Linked DNA regions of Homo sapiens: region 1 is linked to region 2. The links are chromatin loops, found by intact Hi-C in ENCODE. Cell type or tissue: HCT116. All regions are shown on one strand.

What was found. Peaks named below come from ENCODE experiments on the same cell type or tissue, not always from the same donor. Only the 100,000 strongest peaks of a DNase experiment are listed, where the experiment ranks them.
Region 1: it touches region 2 in a loop (2.5-fold over the local background); 3 of 110 quality-filtered maps call a loop at or near these places.

The regions. Positions count from the first base shown.
Region 1 is chr6:135,756,936-135,764,935 of GRCh38, forward strand. No RefSeq gene overlaps it. Among named protein-coding and RNA genes, the nearest start is that of PDE7B, 91 kb to the right of the region's middle. In HCT116, a CTCF peak has its summit at 3,079; a DNase peak (open chromatin) is centred at 3,066.
Region 2 is chr6:136,221,629-136,229,628 of GRCh38, forward strand. No RefSeq gene overlaps it. Among named protein-coding and RNA genes, the nearest start is that of MTFR2, 25 kb to the right of the region's middle. In HCT116, a CTCF peak has its summit at 4,790 (motif pointing left); DNase peaks (open chromatin) are centred at 4,581 and 4,743; H3K4me3 peaks cover 423 bases.

The DNA.
Region 1 (8,000 bases), 460 kb before region 2:
ACACACGGCTGTTGGCTAGTAGAATTCCAGTGGTATTTTATGTTTTTAACAGTTTTGAAAAGCATGTTTTTTATATGAAGCATCTTTTCCACCCTGTTTCCTCCACATCTCAAATGTCCTTGTCCAATTAAATGCAAGCTGTCATAATAAAGAAAAACAGTTTGAAATCTTTAAGATTCCCAGTCAAAAGAGAGACTCATAATTATATATAAGTGAATGCAGAATCTATTCTAATGGAAAGATTTGGAGATTTCATACACACATGCACATACATATCTATGTATACACATACAAATCAATATATATTCCAGTACATGTAGTACATATTAGAGAATACGAACATATATGCATATGCATGCTTTAGTTTGTATGTGTATATGTGTATATATATGTATATTTGTGTACATCTATTTGTATATCTGTATCTATATATCTTCAACTAAGAGGAAAAAAGCCAAGCCAAAGATAATCAACTTCCATATAGCGCCATGCTACCAATAACTTTTTTTCAAATACTATTTCTAGAAGGCAATTTGTCAGTACCTATTAAATATGAAAATGTGTACCTCTTCTGGCCTAACAATTCACTGTTCAGGAATTTAATCTAAAGAAATACTTTAAAAAATGTGTAAAGATATATGTATATATTTAATATTAATTGCAGTATGTTGTTTTCTAAAAAATAAAATGAAACATATCTGTCATTATTTAAATAGGTTTTAGTTTATTCATTAAATGCAAAGAGTGAGATTAGGATGTATGGGCACCAAAGCATATCCATGAAATATTGGGTGAAAAAAGGAAGTTTTAGATTAAAATATAGAAGATAAACCATAAAAATACATGCATTTTGATGTAAAGGTTTTCTTAGGAGCATAATTACTTTAAATATATATATATTTAAAACACAAAGAGATGGTGCTATCATCAAGATCAGAAGACAAAAAAACTTAAGTCAGTGGATTTTAGTTTCCATTTCCAGAGTTAAAGTCATATACATGCTGTACTCTATTTCTCTGTATGTATGTTTTTTTCTCTCTCTTTTCTAAAGGAGAGAAAATATAGATCTTTTTGCATTGTGGAGTTTGGGAAACGGTTAAGTCTCTGAGTACTTCTGAGCATTTTAATCTGTTGATCTCACCAAAGGTCATCAATTAATGCTTTTTATTTATAAATAACTTCTGTTCTTTGTTTTTGAGCTCAAAATTTAAGAATAAAATCAAACTTTTTTGAGGAGGTTGGGATTCAAAGTGTTAAGGACTTTTACTAAGTAAATGATTATTTGTTTCTTTTTCCATTTTAAGTGAGTTTCCATTTATAGGTGAATTACTTCCTTATGCAAGCCAGCTTTTAAAGCAACTATTTAAACGAAAATAGATAAATAAAATTTTTGAATTTTTTTTCCAGAAAGAAAAGAGGAAACATGAATGGAGTTATACTGTGTGCCAGCCTTTGTCCTAGTGACTTAAAAATGGTATAACATTTAATGTTCATGAATGCCTATTGAGCTGGAATCATTTCTTAGATCTTTCCGAGGAGACACAGGGTCCATGAAGCACAGGGTCACTTTGCCACACATTCATTTTTTTAATTTTAATTAATTAATTAATTAATTAATTAATTAATTAATTTTGAGGCAGAGTTTCACTCTGTTGCCCAGGCTGGAGTGCAGCGGTGTGATCTCGGCTCACTGAAACCTCTACCTCCCAGGTTCAAGCGATTCTCCTGCCCCAGCCTCCTGAGCAGCTGGGACTACAGGCACCTGGCACCACACTCAGGTAAACATTCAGACATAGAACTCATTACTCTTTTCTGTAACATGGAACATAAAATATTCTATGGTTTTATGTAGGCTATTAGTGGAATTATTTTTCTTAAGCCTATGTTGGCTAAACCCGATCACTTATCTTGGGCAAGTCCTGTTGGTAATGTACTAACACAGAAAGTGCAGCTATTTAGAACATCTAAAATGATAACTTATGAAACTGTATTGCTCTAAAAAAGAAGAGGATAATTTAAAATGTATACCTTGAACATTTTTCTCTTGAAGACTATTATTAGACATTTAATCTTAGATGCTAGGAGATTAGAGCTTTCTATATCTTTTTGCCAAATCTATATCTGTCAAAATCTGACTTTAGGCATATACCATTAACATAAATTGATATTTTTGGACAAAGCTTACATTATAACAGATCTTTCTAATACTAAGTAAGCCTCCAGATATTTTGCTGTTTAGTTTGGATCTTACATTTGTTCTGTAGTTGGATAAATACATACCTGAAATTTAGCAAGGAGTATGTAAACACTTGATAATATTATTAGTGTGATATGAATAATAGCATTGCTCCTTCTGTAAGAACTAAATGCCCACATTTATCAGAGTTACTACCTAATATTAGAGCTAGAATCACCTAAAGAGATTAAACAACAGGAGAAAAAAACCCTGCTCTCAAGGATTTCACAGTTTGGTGGGAGAAAACCTTTTCCATTAAAACAGCACCCTACTTCAGTGCCTAGTATATGCTAGGTGTTATTGGGGTTACCTTCAAATTTGCTCATTTGGTCTTCATAATAACCTGCCTTTGGAGGGGGATTTTCCTCCCCCAAGAATGTGCTTGCTTTTTGGTCCTTTGGAAACTCCTATTCATCCTTCAGAATTTGTTGAGATAGCTTCTTTATGAATTCTTTTGGCCAGGTGCTGTGACTCGCTCCTGTAATCTCAGCTACTGGGGAGGCTGAGATGGGACGATCATTTGAGCCCAGGCATTTGAGACCAGCCTGAGCCACATAGCAAGACCCTGCCTCTAAAAAAGTAAAATAAAATAAATGAATTCTACCTTGGCCTGCCTCCTCTCAGCTGTCCCCTATAGGATTAATCTTCCCATCTCTTAATGATTTCTGCATATATTTCTATAACAGAAATCACCTTGAGCTGAAATTTCATGGTTATCTCTCTGTGACACAACAGTGAGATCCTTTGAGGAAGAGGATTTTGTCCTATTTTGCTCATTCAAGTCAACCCCAACACTGTTCTACTGGATGATCCATTCAAATCTTGAAAGGCGAACGTCTCCCCCTCACGGACAGTACCGGAATTCAACAAGTGAAAGTTCAATTTTATTCTAGGAAGCTTCTCTAGTGAGGCAGATTTGCCAGTGTCTGTATCTTTGTCAATCTTCACGGCAATCTTCTGAAGTCATCCCTTTGCTTTCTTGCATCCTCCACTAGACAGTTGGGTGAGAGATGACTCTTATTTGATTCTCTCTCTATCTAAATAGTAACTGAAGCCTGTGGACAGTCTATAAGTGTTTACCAAAATAAATCCTCCTTACCCTACTCCATTTTTTAAAAATCAACTTTATTTAGGCATAATCTACATACAATAAAATCCACACATTTCACACGCACCGGTTGATGACTCAATAAATATATACTTCTGTACATTCATTACTCAAATCAAAATATAAAATACTTCCATTTCCCCAGGAAATTCCCTCATGCCCTTTTGTAGTTAATCTCCCCCATTCAGCTGCCACTCCAGAGATGAGAATCTCCTTTTGTTGCAGTAGTATAGTTTTGCCTATTCTACATATTCATGAAAAATTGAATCTCATGATATGTACTCTTTTGTGTCTGGCTTCTTTTATTCAATTCGATGTCTGTGAGGTTCATCTATGTTTTGCAAAAGGAAGTAATGTATTCTTTTTTACTGCTGAATAGTATTTTACTGTCTGAATATATGACAGTTTCTTTAACCATTCACCCATTAATGACATTTGAATTGTACCCAGCTTGGCTACTATGAACAAAGATGCCATGAGTATTCATGTACAAGTTGTTGTTTTTTGTTTGTGTTTGTGTTTGTTTTTGTTTTGTTTTGTTTTGTTTTTTTAGATGGAGTTTCTCTCTTTGTTGCCCAAGCTGGAGTGCAGTGGCATGATCTCGGATCTTGGCTCACTACAACCTCTGCCTCCCGGGTTCAAGTGATTCTCCTGTATCAGCTTCCCAAGTAGCTGGGATTACAGGTGCCTACCACCACGCCTGGCTAATTTTTGTATTTTTAGTAGAGATGGGGTTTCACCATGTCAGCCAGGGTGGTCTCTAACTCCTAACCTCAGGTGATCCACCTGCCTTGGCCTCCCAAAGTGCTGGGATTACAGGCGTGAGCCACTGCACCTGACCTCATGTACAAGTTTTTTAAAAATGGATATTTGTAACTTTTCTCTTGGGCAAATACCTGCCAGTTAGTAACTTAATATGGTAACTATATGTTTAATTTTATATGAATATGAAACTGCAACGTGTTTTAAACATATCTGCAGTATTTTACACTCCCATCAGCAATGTAGAAGTTTCAGAAGCTCACTGTCAGTCCTTTTTCCCACTGCTGATAAAGACATACCTGAGACTGGGAAGAAAAAGAGGTTTAATTGGACTTACAGTTACACATGGCTGGGGAGGCCTCAGAGTCATGGCGGGAGGTGAAAGGTGCTTCTTACATGATGGTGGCAAGAGAAAATGAGGAAGATGCAAAAGCAGAAACCCCTGATAAACCCATCAGATCTCATGAGACTTATTCACTACCATGAGGACAGCATGGGGGAAGCCGCCCACATGATTCAAATTATCTCCCACCTGGTCCTTCCCACAACACATGGGAATTATGGGAGTATAATTCAAAATGAGATTTGGGTGGGGACACAGAGCCAAACCATATCATTCCACCCCTGGCCCCTCCAAATCTCTTATTGTCACATTTTGAAACCAATTATACCTTCCCAACAGTCCCTCAAAGTCTAAACTCAATTCAGCAGTAACCCAAAAGTCCACAGTCCAAAGCCTCGTCTGGGACAAGGCAAGTCCCTTCCACCTATGAGCCTGTAACATCAAAAGCAAGCTAGTTACTTCCTAGATACAATGGGGGTACAGGTAATGGGTAAATACAGCCATCCTAAATGGTAGAAATTGGCCAAAACAAAGGGATTACAGGCTCCATGCAAGTCCAAAATCCAGCAGGGCAGTCAAATTCTAAAGCTCCAAAATGATATCCTTTGATTCCATGTCTCACATCCAAGTCACGCTGATGCAAGAGGTAGATTCCCATAGTCTTGGGAATCTCCACCCCTGAAGCTTTGCAGAGTATAACGCCCCTCCTGGCTGCTTTCATGTGCTGGCATTGAGTGTCTGCAGCTTTTCCAGGCACATGGCACAAGCTGTTGGTGGATCTACGATTCTGGGGTCTGGAGGACAGTGGCCCTCTTCTCACAGCTCCACTAGACAGTACCCCAGTAGGGAATCTGTGTAGGGGCTCTGATCCCACATTTCCCTCCAACATTGCCCTAGCAGAGTTCTCCATGAGGGCCCTACTCTTGCAGCAAACTTTTGCCTGGGCATCCAGGTGTTTCCATACATCTTCTGAAATCTAGGTGGAGTTTCCCAAACCTCAATTCTTGACTTCTGTGCACTCGCAGGCACAGTACCACGTAGAAGCTGCCAAGGCTTGGGGCTTGCACCCTCTGAAACCATGGGCCAAGCTGTACCTTGGTCTCTTTTAGCAATGGCTGGAGTAGCTGGGACACATGGCACCAAGTCCCTAGGCTGCACACCACATGAGGACCCTGGGCCTGGTCCATGAAACCATTTTTTCCTCCTAGGCTTCCAGGTCTGTGATGGGAGGGGCTGCCATGAAGACCTATGACATGCCCTGGAGACATTTTCTCCATTGTCTTGGTGATTAACATCCTTGTTACTTATGTAAATTTCTGCAGCCAGCTTGAATTTCTCCTCAAAAAATTGGTCTTTTTCTTTTCTTTTCTGCTCCATTGTCAGGCTGCAAATTTTCCAAACTTTTGTGCTCTGTTTTAAAATGGAATGCTTTTATCAGCACCCAAGTCACCTCTTGAATGCTTTGCTGCTTAGAAATTTCTTCTGCCAGATACCCTAAATCATCTCTCTCAAGTTCAAAGTTCCACAAATCTCTAGGGCAGGGGCAAAATACTAAGAGTCTCTTTGTAAAACATAACAAGAGTTACCTTTCCTCCAATTCCCAACAAGTTCCTCATCTCCATCTGAGACCACCTCAGCCTGGACCTTATCATTAATATCACTATCAGCATTTCTGTTAAAGCCATTCAATAAATCTCTAGGAGGTTCCAAGCTTTCCCACATTTTCCTGTTTTCTTATGAGCCCTCCAAACTGTTCCAAACTCTGCCTGTTACCCAGTTCCAAAGTTGCTTCCACATTTTCAGATATCTTTTCAGCAACACTCCACTCTACTGTTACCAATTTACTGTATTAATCCATTTTCACACTGCTGATAAAGATATACATAAGACTGGGAAGAAAAAGGGGTTTAATTGAACTTACAATTCCACATGGCTGGGGAGGCCTCAGAGTCATGGCGGAAGGTGAAAGGCACTTCTTACGTGGTGGCGGCAAAAGAAAATGAGGAAGATGCAAAAGCAGAAACCCCTGATAAACCCATCAGATCTCGTATGACTTATTCACTACCATGAGAACAGTATGGGGAAATGGCCCCCATGATTCAACTATCTCCCACTGGGTCCCTCCCACAACCCATGAGAATTATGGGAGTACAATTCAAGATGAGATTTGGGTGGGGACATAGGGCCAAACCATATCATTCACTAAAAGTTTGGTATTATTAGGCTTTCTAATTTTAACCATTCTAGTGGGAGTATAGTGGTATCTCATTGTGGTTTTTAGTTTTCCCTAATATCTAATGATGTTGAGCATCTTTTTATGTATTACTAGCCATTTATGTATATTCTTTTGTCTATTTTAAAATTGGGTTGTCTTATTATTGAGTTGTAATAGTTCTTTATTTATTCATCGTATATATGTGTCTTTAATCATATATATGTGTTCCAATATTTTCTCTTTTATTTCATACATGTGTTTTATCATATACATGTATTCCAATGTTTTCTCCTAGTCAACAGCTGGCTTTTTATTTTTTGACAGTGTCTTTGAAGACCAGAAAGTTTTTATTTTAAAAAAGTTCAATTTTTCCTTTATGATTAGTATTGTTTGTGTCTTATCTAAAAAAAAACTCTGCATATATCAAGATTAAAAGATTTTTTTTGTTTTCCTCTAGAAGTGTTATAGTTTTAGCTTTAATAATCAGGTTTATTATTACATTTTAAATTAATTGTTTTGCATGGTGTTAGATAAGCATTATGTTTTATTTTTCTTCTTCTTCTTTTTTTTTTTTTTTGAGATGGAGTCTCACTTTGTCACCCAGGCTGGAGTGCAGTGGCGCAATCTCAGCTCATTGCAAGCTCCGCCTCCCAGGTTCATGCCATTCTCCTGCCTCCCAGGTTTACACCATTCTCCTGCCTCAGCCTCCCACCATTCTCCTGCCTCAGCCTCCCAAGCAGTTGGGACTACAGGCACCTGCCACCATGCCCGGCTACTTTTTTTTTTCTTGTATTTTTGGCAGAGATGGGGTTTCACCATGCTAGCAAGAATGGGCTCGATCTCTTGACCTTGTGATCCACCTGCCTCAGCCTCCATTACAGGCATGAGCCACTGCGCCTGACCTTATTATTCTTCTTATACAAATATCCAGTTGCTTCAATATCATTTATTGAAAGAAGTATCCTTTCCTTATGAGATTGCATTGCTGCCCATGCAAATTATCAATTGGCCATTATGTGTGAGTCTACTTCAGGACTTTCTATTCCATTGATCTATGTGCTTATATTTAACTTTACCACACTGTGTTGATTAATGTACTTTTTTACTACACATTGAAACTGCCAACTTTGTTTTCTTTTTCAAAATTATTTCTCTGTTCTGGTCCTTCACATTTCCAAGTAAATTTTTGAATTATTATGTCAATTTTTACAAAAGTCTTCTGGAAATTTGACCAGAATTAAGTTAAATTTGTAGATCAACCTAGGGAGAATAAACATCTTAACAATATCAGGTCTTCTAATCCATGAACAAGGTAGACCTCTCTCAATTTACTTAT
Region 2 (8,000 bases):
GTAGAAAATAACAGATGGGTATAAAAGTCCCACGTACATTACTTCTTGAAGAATATAGGAAAACACATGTATTTTTTACACACTACTTCAATGGCTTTTGTCAAAACCAACCTGCTTTTAACTTAAATAGTCAAAAATATTTTCATCTTTCTTCAAATTTTACTCTATCATCTGTTAAAACTAACTTTAAATCTTGGATCCAAACACCTATCCAGGCAATATTGGTCACAACATATGTTGATTATTTTAAAGTCTTATGACTGATTTACTGACAACACTCTTACCAGGAATTCTGAAAAATGAGTAAATTCTTCAAAATGAGTTGTATTAGTTCTCACACTGCTAATAAAGACACACCCAAGACTGAGTAATTTATAAAGAAAAAGAGTTTTAATGATAAAGAGGATATCACCACGGATCCCACAGAAATACAAACTACCATCAGAGAATACTATAAACACCTCTACACAAATAAACTAGAAAATCTAGAAGAGATGGATAAATTCCTGGACACATACACTCCCAAAACTAAACCAGGAAGAAGTCGAGTCCCTAAATAGACCAATAACAAGTTCTGAAATTGAGGTAGTAATTAATAGCCTACCAACCAAAAAAAGCCCATGACCACAGCCAAATTCTACCAGAGGCACAAAGAGGAGACAATACCATTCCTTCTGAAACTATTCCAAACAATTGAAAAGAAGGGACTCCTCCCTAACTCATTTTATGAGGTCAGCGTCATCCTGATATCAAAACCTGGCAGAGACACACACACACACACACACAAAGAAAACTTCAGACCAATATCCCTGATGAACACTGATGCAAAAATCCTCAATAAAACACTGACAAACCAAATCCAGCAGCACATCAAAAAACTTATCCACCATGATCAAGCCGGCTTCATCCCTGGGATGCAAGGCTGGTTCAACATACACAAATCAATAAATGTAATCCATCACATAAAAAGAACCGAAGACAAAAACCACATGATTATCTCAATAGATGCAGAAAAGGCCTTTGATAAACTTCAACATCCCTTCATGTTAAAAACCCTCAATAAACTAGGTATTGATGGAACATATCTCAAAATAATAAGAGCTATGTATGACAAACCCACAGCCAATATCACATTGAATGGGCAAAAGCAGGAAGCTTTCCCTGTGAAAACCAGTACAAAACAAGGATGCCCTCTCTCACCACTCCTATTCAACATAGTGTTGGAAGTTCTGCCCAGGGCAATCAGGCAAGAGAAAAAAAGAAAGTGTACTCAGATAAGAAGAGAGGAAGTCAGGCCGGGCACGTTGGCCCATGCCTGTAATCTCAGCACTTTGGGAGGCCGTGGCAGGAGGATCACGAGGTCAGGAGTTCAAGAACAGCCTGACAAGATGGTGAAACCCTGTCTCTACCTAAAATACAAAAAAATTAGCCAGCCATGGTGGCAGGCACCTGTAATCCCAGCTACTCAAGAGTCTGAGGCAGAGAATTGCTTGAACCCAGGAGGCGGAGATTGCAGTGAGCCGAGATCACGCCACTGCACTCCAGCCTGGGCAACAGAGTGAGACTCCATCTCAAAAAAAAAAGAAAGATGAAATCAAATTGTCTCTGTTTGCAGACAACATTATTTTATATTTAGAAAACCCCATCATCTCAGCCCAAAAACTCCTTAAGCTGATAAGCAACTTCAGCAAAGCCTCAGGATACAAAATCAATGTCCAAAACTCACAAGCATTTCTTTACACCAACAATAAGCAAGCAGAGAGCCAAATTATGAATGAACTCCCATTCACGATTGCTATAAAGAGAATAAAATACCAAGGAATACAGCTACAAGGGATGTGAAGGACCTCTTCAAGGTCCTCTCTTATTTCCAAACCACTGCTCAAGGAAATAAGAGAGGACACAAATGGAAAAAATTCTATCCTCACGGATAGGAAGAATCAATATTGTGAAAATGGCCATACTGCCCGAAGTAATTTATAGATTCAATGCTATTCCCATCAAACTACCATTGACATTCTTCACAGAATTAGAAAAACCTACTTTAGGCCAGGCGCGGTAGCTCACGCCTGTAATCCCAGCACTTTGGGAGGCCGAGGCAGGCAGATAACCTGAAGTCGGGAGTTCCAGACCAGCCTGACCAACATGGAGAAACCCAATCTCTACTAAAAATACAAAATTAGCCAGGCATGGTGGCACATGCCTGTAATCCCAGTAACTCGGGAGGCTGAGGCAGGAGAATTGCTTGAACCCAGGAGGTGGAGGTTGAGGTGAGCCAAGATCGCACCACTGCACCACTCTAGCTTGGGCAACAAGGGCGAAACTCCGTCTCAAAAAAACAAAAAACAAACAAAAAAAAAAAACTACTTTAAATTTCATATGGAATCAAAGAAGATCCTGTATACCCAAGACAATCCTAAGCAAAAAGAACAAAGCTAGAGGCATCACGCTACCTGCCTTCAAAGTATACAAGGCTACAGTAACCAAAACAGCATGGTACTCATCCCAAAACAGACATATAGACCAATGGAACAGAACAGAGGCCTCAGAAATAACACCACACATCTCCAACCATCTGATCTTCGACAAACTTGATAAAAACAAGCAATGGGGAAAGGATTCCCTACTCAATAAATGGTGCTGGGAAAACTGGTTAGCCATATGCAGAAAACTGAAACTGGACCCCTTCCTTATACCTTATACAAAAATTAACTCAAGATGGATTAAAGACTTAAATGTAAAACCCAAAACCATAAAAACCCTAGAAGAAAACCTAGGCAATGCCATTCAGGACATAGGCATGGGCAAAGACTTCATGACTAAAATGCTGAAAGCAATTGCAACAAAAGCCAAAATTGACAAACGGTTTCTAATTAAACTGAAGAGCTTCTGCAGAGCAAAAGAAACTATCATCAGAGTGAACAGGCAACCTACAGAATGGGAGAAAATTTTTGCAATCTACCCATCTGACAAAGATCTAATAGTCAGAATTTATAAGGAACTTCAACAAATTTACAAGAAAAAAATCAAACAACCCCATCAAAAAGTGGGCAAAGGATATGAACAGACACTTCTCAAAAGAAGACATTTACACAGCCAACAAACATATGAAAGAAAGCTCAACATCACTGATCATTAGAGAAATGCAAATCAAAACCACAATGAAATAACAATCTCACGCCAGTCAGCATGGTGATTATTAAAAAGTCAAGAAACAGATGCTGGCGAGGCTGTGGAGAAACAGGAATGCTTTTACACTGTTGGTGGGAATGTAAATTAGTTCAACCATTGTGGAAGACAGTACAGTGATTCCTCAAGGATCTAGAACCAGAAATACCATTTGACTCAGCAATCTCATTACTGAGTATATACCCAAAGGAATATAAATCATTCTACTATGAAAACACATGCACATGTATGTTTATTGCAGCACTATTTACAATAGCAAAGTCATGGAACCAACCCAAATGCCCATCAATGATGGACTGAATAAAGAAAATGTGGTCCATATACACGATGGAATACTATGCAGCCATAAAAAGGAATAAGATCATGTCATTTGCAGGAGCTTGGAAGAAGCTAGAAGTCATCATCCTCAGCAAACTAACACAGGAACAGAAATCCAAACACCACATATTCTCACTCGTAACTGGGAATTGAGCAATGAGAGCACATGGACACAGGTAGGAGAACAACACACACCAGGGCCCGTTGCGGGATGGGGAAAAAGAAGAGGGAACTTAAAGGATGGGTCCATAGGTGCAGCAAACCACCATGGCACACGTATACCTATGTGACAAACCTGCACTTTCTGCACATATATCCCGGAACTTAAAGTAAAATAAAATAGATAAATAAATAAATAAAATTAGATTAAATTTTAAAAAAGAAGAGGTTTAATGGACTCACAGTTCCACATGGCTGGGGAGGCCTCACAATCATGGTGGAAGCCAAAGGAGGAGCAAAGGCATGTCTTATATGGTGGCAGGCAAGAGAGTAGGTGCAGGGAAACTGCCCTTTATAAAACCAGCAGATCACATGAGACTTACTCACTGTCACAAGAACAGCACGGGAAAACCCCACCCCCATGACTCAATTACCTCTCACCAGGTCCCCCCCCACGACACTTGGGGATCCAGCAGACACCACCACCACTTCATCCCACTTCAAATGTGGTCTCCCATGCTCGAGAAGCAGTACTCACCTTCTGGTCTGCAAAGCGCCATCCTGGCATAATTTGCCTTGGCATTTGTCTTTTAACGAGTATTTTAAACGATCTTTTAAACGAATATAATATCTTTGGAAGCCCTTATTTGCATGTATTAGTTATGATATACCTAATAAACATTCCACCACTCTAATTTACCAATCTTTACCAGTTATAAAAGCAGAAACTATAATCATGTCTTTCAAAATAAGCCTTGGGCTGTTTTGTAGCAGTGAAATCGATAGTTGTACTTAACCTAAAGAACCTGTGAGAATCCCACTGCAGTGTTGAAATTTAACAATTAAGCAATACTATCCCTGGCTTTCATCATTGAATTTCACAAAATATGTTATTTGCTGGGAAAACAGTTGAATCGGCCTGATGACGTGAATAATCTCAGGCCTGACAAGGATATAGCTGTATTATAATTCCTTAGTGTCCTTAAATGTAAGCTACTTTTGCAATTAATACTAAATCTAACCTCGCTTTTTCCGTAATTTCTATAATTTCATCTGAACGTAGTAACAGGTTAGCAGGGGGCCACCAGCCTGGGCGCTCTCGGTGTTATACTGTCCTCTCGTGGTAAATATGGAGAACTGCAGCCTGACGGCTTTTTCCTCTTTCAGTTTCCTGTTCCATTATTTTGCCGTGCTATACATATCCTTGTAAACTGCCTTAAATTCTTTCTAGGACACAGCAAAATCTAAAATAAATAGATAAACAAATGTATAAGATGAGAACTGTTGACTAGGAGCTTAAAACATGGGTTGGAAAACCCATCTGCTTGGGTTCAAATCCCAGCTCTTAAAGCCCAGCACAGTGGCACGCACCTGTAGTCCCAGCTTCTTGGAAGGTTGAGGCAGAAGAATGGCTCAGGTTCAGGGGAAAAATAAAAAATGAAAATTCCAGCTCTGCCACTTAATCAGCTGTGAGAACCTGGGTTATCTACTGGGGTGGAGATAGTCTCTCTCTATGCCTAGCTCCTCATCTGTAGAATGAAGATAACAATAGCCTGCATTGCATAGTGCTGATATACCTCCATGGCAAGCACTAGGAACAGAACTACTACTCCTTCTCAAAAACAAACAAAAAACAAAAAACCAAAGTGAGAGCTTTATCACCTAAAAGGTCAATTACAGCTTATTCTTAAATACAGTGGAACAGAAGTTCTCTGGGACCTACAGACCACTTCCCCACTGTGTCCAAATTGGACACAGAGTGCAGAAAACTGAAACTGCAACCCAGCTGAGCTGTGATTGTGTCTTTTTTCACTGGAAGAAGTAAATCATAGAATGTTAGTGTTGTACATTGGACTTTGGAGCACATTCCGTTTGGCCTCCTCATTTTACAGTTGAGGAGTTTGAGGCCCAGAGAAGTGATAACTCAGTTCTCCCGATGCATTTCCATGATGCGATCACTGCTTCATGCTCTGAGTCCTTGTAAACACAGGAATTTCCAGGAAGAGGAAAGGGCAAAGCTGTGATCAACCAGCCATAGTTTTCCCAGCCCTAGTTTTCCCCATGCAGCTGCAGAAGTCACCGTGGAATGACCCACGAGCAAGGCCACAGGCACAGACACTTCGGGAGCTGACAGGAATAGATCTTTAGAGACAGGAAGGCTTTCCTACCCAACCCCACCATCAATTTTTTAAAAGCAAGCATTTCCCACAAGGTAAATATAAGAACTAGTCTGGTCAAAGGATAACAAGGCAGTAGGTACTGGAAATTCCGGACAATTTGTACTACTCAAGCTAACTGCAATGCAAGACAGGCTCTGGAACTTAAGGCAAAGCTATTATGTCCGGCTCTGCCACAATTTTAGAATCCGCGTCCCCTGTAGTGGACTGTGATGCACCACCATGTTCTGTCCTCAACAGAGGTTGTCCTCTGACAACCCTCTCTGAAAACTGCCCTCAGCTCAAGAAGGTTGCTTTGTTCAAGGTCAAGCCCCCCAGTACTTAGTCAACGAGAAAGTGTAGAGACTCAGCACTCCCAGAGTGATGGGGGACCACTCCAGAGCCCCTGGGGTTCTGCTGAGGCCCTGCTGAGATTGCATCACAGCCCAGCTGCCCCCTCACCTGAGTATTATCCTGAGGACACGCCCAGAGAGATGTCCTGCACATTCATCTCTACTCAGAGCCTGCTTGCCAGAGAAACCAAATCAACAGCCCTTTTCTGATATAAAATCTCACACGTCACTCTTCTTGACCTGTTCGGGTTTTGTGGGGTTTTTTGTTTGTTTTTGTTTGGTTGGTTGGTTTTTTTGAGGGGAAGAGGATCAATTTAAAATAAATCCATTGTATACTTAGCCTCTCCAATCTGAGAAGAGAGTGTGCTTTATATCTGGCAAAACCTGTTTAAAATGCTGTTTCCCGATTGCTACCACCTAAATTATCCTCCGTGTAAATGGCTGTTTCTCCCCAAACCTAATTCCAATGGATGGAACGTTTCTGTTCCCCCAAAATTCACACGTTGAAATCCTAACTCCCAAGGTGATCGTATTTAGGAGGTGAGGCTTTTGGGAGATGATTAGGTCAAGAGGGCGGAGTCCTCGTGATTGCGATTAGTGCCCTTGTAAAAAACCCCAGAGAGCTCTCTCACCCCTTCAGCTACGTGAAGACACAGCAAGAAGATGGCTAGGCCTTCTATGAACCAGGAAGCAGGCCCACCCCCAGACACCAAATCTGCCAGCACCTTGATCTTGGGCTTCCCAGCCTCCAGAACTGTGAGAAATAAATTTCTGTTGTTTATAAGCCCCTCTGTTTACGGTATTTTGTTATAGGAACCTTAATGGACTGTTGGAAATTTTTATTTAGATTTCATAATTAAAACACAAATACATAGTCATTATAAAAGTATGACCTTTTGATCCGCCATCCCCAGGGGGCCCATGCCACTGTTTCCAATCTGGGTCCTCTCCAGATTTTGATACACACTCCTAGGTAGTCACGTCTCCCCTCCCTGCTTTGAAAACCACTACCATCTGCATATCAACCAGTCAAGATTTTGAACATTAACTTCTTGCAGTCTATATTATAAAACCCTTTTTAAAATTTTTCCAAATATAAAATACTATTAGAATGTTTTGTGAAACATCCTTGCTCAAACACCTTAGTTTGAGGGCACTAACTAACACCCAGTTTGGAGGGAAATGAAACCCACTCAAAGGCATTTGAGGAAGTGGGAGAAGGGACTTCTCCAGGGCAAGCAAGAGAAGTGTTTCAGAGTCAGGAAAGGAAGCTATTAACGTAACTTGCAAGAGAAAGCTGCAGCATTTACAGTAATTTCATCGAATTTTAAAGTAATCAAATCTGAATTTTATAACATTTGGCATGAGGTCATTTATGTATAGGCTCATGAGGAAGGCCTAAACTGAATCCCCAATCCTCAAGAATTCTAAAGTGAACACAACAGTTACCGGGAGCCCAAAATTAGGCCACTGCAGATTTTAGGGCATATGGTCATGTCCTCCCAGATACCAGGAGTTATACTTCGAAACACAGGGAAGCATAAAGTCAACTCAATTCTAATGCATCACTGGTGTTGAAATGTGCTTTGGGAAGGCAGGAAATCCATTCTAACGAAGAGCAAAAAAGCCCACCAAAAAGCCAACTTGGGGTTTGTCAAGAAATGATATACTTCACTTGGCAGAGGATAGTATCTTCCAAAGATTCCTGCTGGTTGTTGAAGGATTGTTGATTACACATTTTTGAACAAGGAAACTAGAACACTGAAAATGCAAGCCTACCTACTTGGGAAATAAAAAAAGTTATTTCAAGAGAAAACAAACTCTT